Linked DNA regions of Homo sapiens: region 2 is linked to region 1. A link is an interaction called in ENCODE POLR2A ChIA-PET data of the cell type or tissue named here. Cell type or tissue: CD4-positive, alpha-beta T cell. All regions are shown on one strand. Each heading gives the region's core, and the rest is flanking DNA. Links, peaks and the distances in the headings are about the cores only.

The links. Peaks named below come from ENCODE experiments on the same cell type or tissue, not always from the same donor. Only the 100,000 strongest peaks of a DNase experiment are listed, where the experiment ranks them.
Region 2: POLR2A ChIA-PET joins it to region 1 with 5 read pairs; 1 of 35 experiments calls an interaction of 5 or more read pairs at or near these places.

The regions. Positions count from the first base shown.
Region 1 is chr18:46,249,012-46,251,926 of GRCh38, forward strand. The region is part of intron 3 of ARK2N (arkadia (RNF111) N-terminal like PKA signaling regulator 2N); the gene reads left to right. Among named protein-coding and RNA genes, the nearest start is that of ARK2N, 76 kb to the left of the region's middle. RefSeq lists enhancers at 520-1,156, 1,157-1,792, 1,548-1,627, 1,678-1,737. In CD4-positive, alpha-beta T cell, for the core only: no CTCF peak of the experiment used is centred there; a DNase peak (open chromatin) is centred at 1,660; H3K4me3 peaks cover 1,079 bases; H3K27ac peaks cover 2,023 bases.
Region 2 is chr18:46,008,174-46,011,088 of GRCh38, forward strand. The region is part of intron 5 of PSTPIP2 (proline-serine-threonine phosphatase interacting protein 2); the gene reads right to left. Among named protein-coding and RNA genes, the nearest start is that of EPG5, 42 kb to the left of the region's middle. In CD4-positive, alpha-beta T cell, for the core only: no CTCF peak of the experiment used is centred there; a DNase peak (open chromatin) is centred at 1,608.

The sequences.
Region 1 (2,915 bases), core at 307-2,806:
TTTGCCAATGTCACTTATAGAGTTGACTTTCCTGTTGTACTTACCTGGCAGAGTCTGATCCCTGGATGCACACTTTGAGCCTGTATCCCCCATGCTAAGCATAGCTGGAGAAAATCACTTTGTCACAGAGTTAAAGGTTGCCTTAATTTCCTAGTCTGCGGCTTCATCCAGGCTCTCAGCGCTTCCCAGAAACTCCCCCTTTTCCTTAGGCAGCATTCTTTTTTTTTACTTTTTTTGAGACGGAGTCTTGCTCTGTCACCCAGGCTGGAGTGCAGCGGCGCCATCTCAGCTCACTGCAAGCTCTGCCTCCCAGGTTCACGCCATTCTCCTGCCTCAGCCTCCTGAGCAGCTGGGACTACAGGCGCCCGCCACCACGCCCGGCTAATTTTTTTTTGTATTTTTAGTAGAGACGCGGTTTCACTGTGTTAGTCAGAATGGTCTCGATCTCCTGACCTCGTGATCCACCCGCCTCGGCCTCCCAAAGTGCTGGGATTACAGGCTTGAGCCACCACGCCCGGCCTTGCATTCTTTCTCCGTAGTGGCTACTTCGCTTTTCTGCACCTGCCCACACCTACTCTCTGCAGATGGCCTTGCCACATTCTTCAAAATCCAGATTACCTCAGCTTTCTGCTGTCAAACCTATTCTCTGCCCTTTTGGAATATGAACAGGTCTCTCTCATTGTTAAAAACTATGTATATACACATACATACAAACACCCTTCCCTCAAGCCCATATTCCTTACTCAGTACCATCCTATCTCCTTTTCCTCCATAGCCAAACTTCTTAAACTGTGTTTGCTCTTCCTTCCCTTTCATTATTCTTCAGATTGCTTTGCTATATTGGCTTTCTCCCAGGCTGGAGTGCAGTGGTGCAATCATGGCACACTGCAGCCTTGACTCCCTGGGCTCAAGCAATCCTCCTGTCTCAGTTTCCCGAGTTGCTGAGTCTGTAGTTGCACACCACCACGTCTAATTCCCCGCCCCCCTCGCCCCACCCCATCTCTTAATTATTTATGTTCATCAATACTTGGGTTGTGTTTTCTAGACCACTTTTACTCTTCAGGATGATCTTTATTCTCTCATCTATTGCTGAGGATTTAACAAGTCTGTATTTCCTCTTTAGACCTCTGACCTGAGCTTTAGAACAGTACCGATTGTACCATTGACTGTCATCTGCTTACTCCGTGATAGTTTCACTCATTTATGAAACATTCCTGGCACCTGTCTTAGTCTGTCTCTGCTTGCAAGTCCTGCTATCATGAACACTCATTATTTATGTGAAAAGTTATGTGAACTGCTTATTGGACATATTAAAGGCACATAATCATCATGCCCTGAGCAACCACCCTCAGCTTTTATTAGTGCACTGAATGGCACTGTAACTCTATCCATTTACCTAAGTCAGAAACCTAAGCATCATTTTTGACTTTCTATGTTCTTTCATTTGCCTAATTCCCAACATTACTAACCCTCCATTCGTACACACACACACACACACACACACAGTATTTTCCATTGTTTTTTTTTCCTAGTTCAGCCACAGTCATTTCTCACCCAGGAAGCTGCAGCAGTCTAACTGGTTTTGTTGCCTCCAGTATTTCCTGTCCTGCTTGCTATCAGTTTCATTTCTATACTCTGAAAGGAAATTCTTTAAAATGCAAAACCAGATGACGTCACCCCTCTGCTTACCCTCTGCTTAAATGGTTCAGTGGCTTCCTACTTCTCAAAGCTAAGTCCAGACAGCTTACCATGATCTGACCTGCTGACTTTGGTAGCCTTGTTTCTTATTACTCTTTTGACTGTTACCCCCAAATCTCACCAAACTTTTATACCTTAAAGGACAACAGAATGTTCTGTATGCCACTTCCCCTCATCTGTGCCTACTCTTCCTTGAGAACCCAGCTTCCCTGATTACCCTCAAGTCTGGTGAATGTTCCCTATCAGAGCAGTTTTCAAGCCATGGTGCAATAGACTGCTTTTTATTATCTCTGCATATATCGCAGGTTCATTGAGGGTAGAGACTATGCCTGCCTTGTTCCCCATAGTATTTCTAGCACTTAGCACAGTGCATAGCATGTCGCAAGTATTTATTGTAGGTACAAACAAATAAAGTAAACAGTAAAGACTGTTTGAATTATTGAATATGGAAAAGTTGAAGGCTATAAAGAAGAGAGTCTGTGATTTTGTATTCTTCCTTAGCAGTACAGTTGGAACAGTGTGCATGAGGATAGGAATAACTAAAACATTGAAGTAGAACTTGGATGAAGACTTGGCCACAAGCAAGGTATTGGGGATCAGAGCAAGAATCTAGGTTTACGAAAGCAAGACTTAACCAATTCCATTTAAGCAGCCTCCCTAGATTTAATAAAACAGAGTTTTATCTGGTGAATGCCACCTTTTGTATGCTTATAGGGTCCAGATATGTGCCCACTGCTAGTGCCACATAATCTGGATTACAAACCCACGCAAACTGTGATATATAATCTCAATCACTGGTTTATCTAGGAGCCATTCTAAGCATTAAAAATTTTTCACATATATGCATCATTTTCAGTCGAAGAATAAAAGGTAAAAATAGTACTAAAGAATTATGAAAAAGACCCACAATCATATTCAAACTTGATTATTTTTCACAGCTTTACTCAGAATCTACATATTTTTATAGTGTTATGTGTAATACTTTATATGTTAGTATACATTTTTCCAAGTTGCTACATAGCACTGTAATGAATATCTTTGGATATAACATTTTGCTTATTTAAAGGCTAAGGAGTAAATTATTAGGGATGGGTTTACAGGGTCAGAAGGTATAAAAATTGTAAGCCTTGGTTTGAGACTGTCTGTAGCTTCCAAAAGGTTTACACTCAAGGGTGACAGGAGTATGAAAGTACAGGATTTGGCCAGGTGCGGTGGCT
Region 2 (2,915 bases), core at 104-2,603, 240 kb before region 1:
CATAGGGTGGGGAAAGGCAAGAGAGGGAGAAAGGAAGAGGAAACTTGCAAGTGACCCCTATAACCCTGAGAGAGACTATTGGAATAGCTGCTTCATGGCCCGTTTTTCTCTCTACTCACACTCAAGCTGTATTCTATTTTTTATTTTTATTTTTTGTTTTTTTGAGACAGAGTCTCACTCTGTTGCCCAGGCTGGAGTGCAGTGGCGTGATCTCTGCCCACCCCCCACCCCGGTTTCAAGCAATTCTCCTGCCTCAGCTTCCCGAGTAACTGGGATTACAGGCATGAGTGACCACACCTGGCTAATTTTCGTATTTTTAGTAGAGACGGGGTTTTGCCATGTTGGCCAGGCTGGTTTCAAACTCCTGACCTCAGGTGATGCGCCCACCTCGGCAAAGTGCTGGGATTAGAGTCGTGAGCCACCTTGCCCAGCCTTAAGCTGTATTCTAAAAACTGGAAGCATCGCCTCTGTAACCACGGAGGTTCCTTTCTTTGGAGACCGCTCTCCACACAGGCAGCACGAAACTCTCCCATGACCATCCCAATCTTAGCTGAGGTGATAAAACCATGTGGGTGCCAGAGTACAGTGTCTGATCATGTGTTGTCATTGTCATGCTACAGACAGTTATGGACTGGGGAAGAAACCTCATGACCCTCAAGTGTCAATACCGCTGAGAATGGCTCCTAAGACCCCTCCCTACCCTGCCAACCCCCTGGGGTGAGTATCTCACTCCTCTATACAGCCTTTCACCCCACTGGTTTTAGCATCAATGTCCTTCTTTTGGGAGGCCTTCCCAAGCCTCCAGATGACATTACGTGTTCCCACTGTGTGTTCAGATAGCGTCTTCCTCCCCCCCATCATGTAAGGCACATCACGCTTTACCATGATTCCTGGGTCACATCCGTCTATCTGGCCCTGCTCTCATGCTTAGTGAGAGAAGGATGACCATGTACGTCTTGGTCACCACCTTCATAAAACATTAGCTGCGAGGGACCATACCATGAACTTCTGGCCAGCCCTTCCAGGACCTGCACCTCTTGTGCCCTCATTTATTAAAAGAAACCAACTGATGGTTTTCCTTAAGTGGAAATGGCTTAATTTCCAAGAAGTGAAAGACCAAAGCGTGTGTCTGACCAGTGAAAAATGAGAAGTTAGCATTGGCACATTTTCTTCCAAAGTTTTATGGTGTAAAAAAAAAAAAAAAAAAAAAAAAAAAAACCTAGCTAAATACGGAAGTGGTAAAACCCAGAGTTCATTTTGACACAAGTAATTACAATTTTATTAATAAAATGTGGACTTCTCAAAGAAAGCTTTGAAGGTATTATCCCACTGCAGATGGCACACAGAATAAAGGGAACTTAGAGGGTGGCAGGGGACTGAGCACAGGTGACTTACACTATTGCTTAACACAGTTCAGAGCAGAGTTCAGTTCTAGCTTAAAATAATTTGGTCTGTGTAGCTTATTAGGATGAGGAAGTTTCAGAAACCTTGCAAAATTAACAAACTCTCCCTGAAAGGACTAGGGCTACCAAGGAGGGCACTTAAAACATGCAAGGAAATGATTCTCCTCTCCTCTGAGGGGAAGTCATGCGTGCCTAGACTCTGGTTGTCTAAGGCATTTTTGATTCTGAAAAATTGTAATTCCCCTAGAGGGGTGAGCAGTCCTGGCTATGTCAGCCAAAAGGGTCTGACCATCCAATGGGTTTAATACACATGCTATTTCTGCTCTGAAAAAAGGCTTCAGGTCAGAGGCACTCCTCAAACCTGATACATCAAGCTTGAGAGAGTATGTCAAAGCACCTGACAGGGTGTTCCCATGTTCATTTCTACCCTTCCTTCCTGGTAAAAGGAACAGCACAAGTACAGGTGTAAGATGGAAGAGGCAGTAGTGTGCTAAAAGCAGCTGGTGAAACAGCAATAGGGGTAAAGCAGGAAGGCTCTTAGGATGCTGCTGCCCACCATAGAGGCCAGTGGCCGCCAGGGAAGCTGGACCTAGACTCCAACCCAGAACCACAGGCAAAGTTGCTGAGACTGAGGTCAAGGTAGAATCAGCCTTAACAGCTGGCTGCTTATCAGATATGCTCATTGCAGACAGCAAGCTCAGGCCCAGGATAAGGAAAGGTTTCCAAAGGGACCCCCGGGCAGGGTGAAAGAGGTCACCAAAAGTCACGCAGAGCTGTGCCGGGAGACCTGGTTAGACATCTTTGGGTGCCAGATAGAGAAGAGCTTGTCTCCCATGTGAGGCCCAGGTTCCAGTCTTGAAAACCAGACACAGAAAAAAATTCTCTAAGGACCCTACATGGCTGCAGGATCAGCCTGAATATCCAGTCTTTCAGGAACAAAATAGAAGAGAACAGAGTTGTGGCTGGTCTAGTCTAACTAACACTTTGATATAAACCTGGACTTCTTTTCTTGATCCCAAATATTTGTCAGTTTTATTAACTCTTGTTCACCCTTGTCTTCTTCCATGTAGTTGGTCAGAGTAAATCTCATGAATGAAAAAGAGCCTATGTATAGCTGCTTTGAAGACAAGAGTACTCGGAGTTCCCAGGGCTTCAGTTTTCCCATTTGTACAGTAGAGTAGTTGGACTACATTATGGTCTTCAGGGGGAGCGGGAGTCTCTTCCACTACTTCTCCCTTCCCCTATTGCCTTGTCCAGGATGAGGAGTGTGGTTTTGGGAGCCGTCCAGCTGGGATGTGCTAGAGTCTATTGAATTCAGAGGGTTCCCCTTTCCATTCATAGTCTGAATAGCGGCAGCAGACCTGAAGAGGAATGCAAGCTGGACCTCTGAATCCTATGTGAACTTTAAAAAAGGACAACTGGCCTGGGGTGTAGAAATGCATATACCCATCTGGACTGAGTCCCCATGTGGGGACTCCAGTAAGTAATTTCTCAGGTCATGATTACATGATG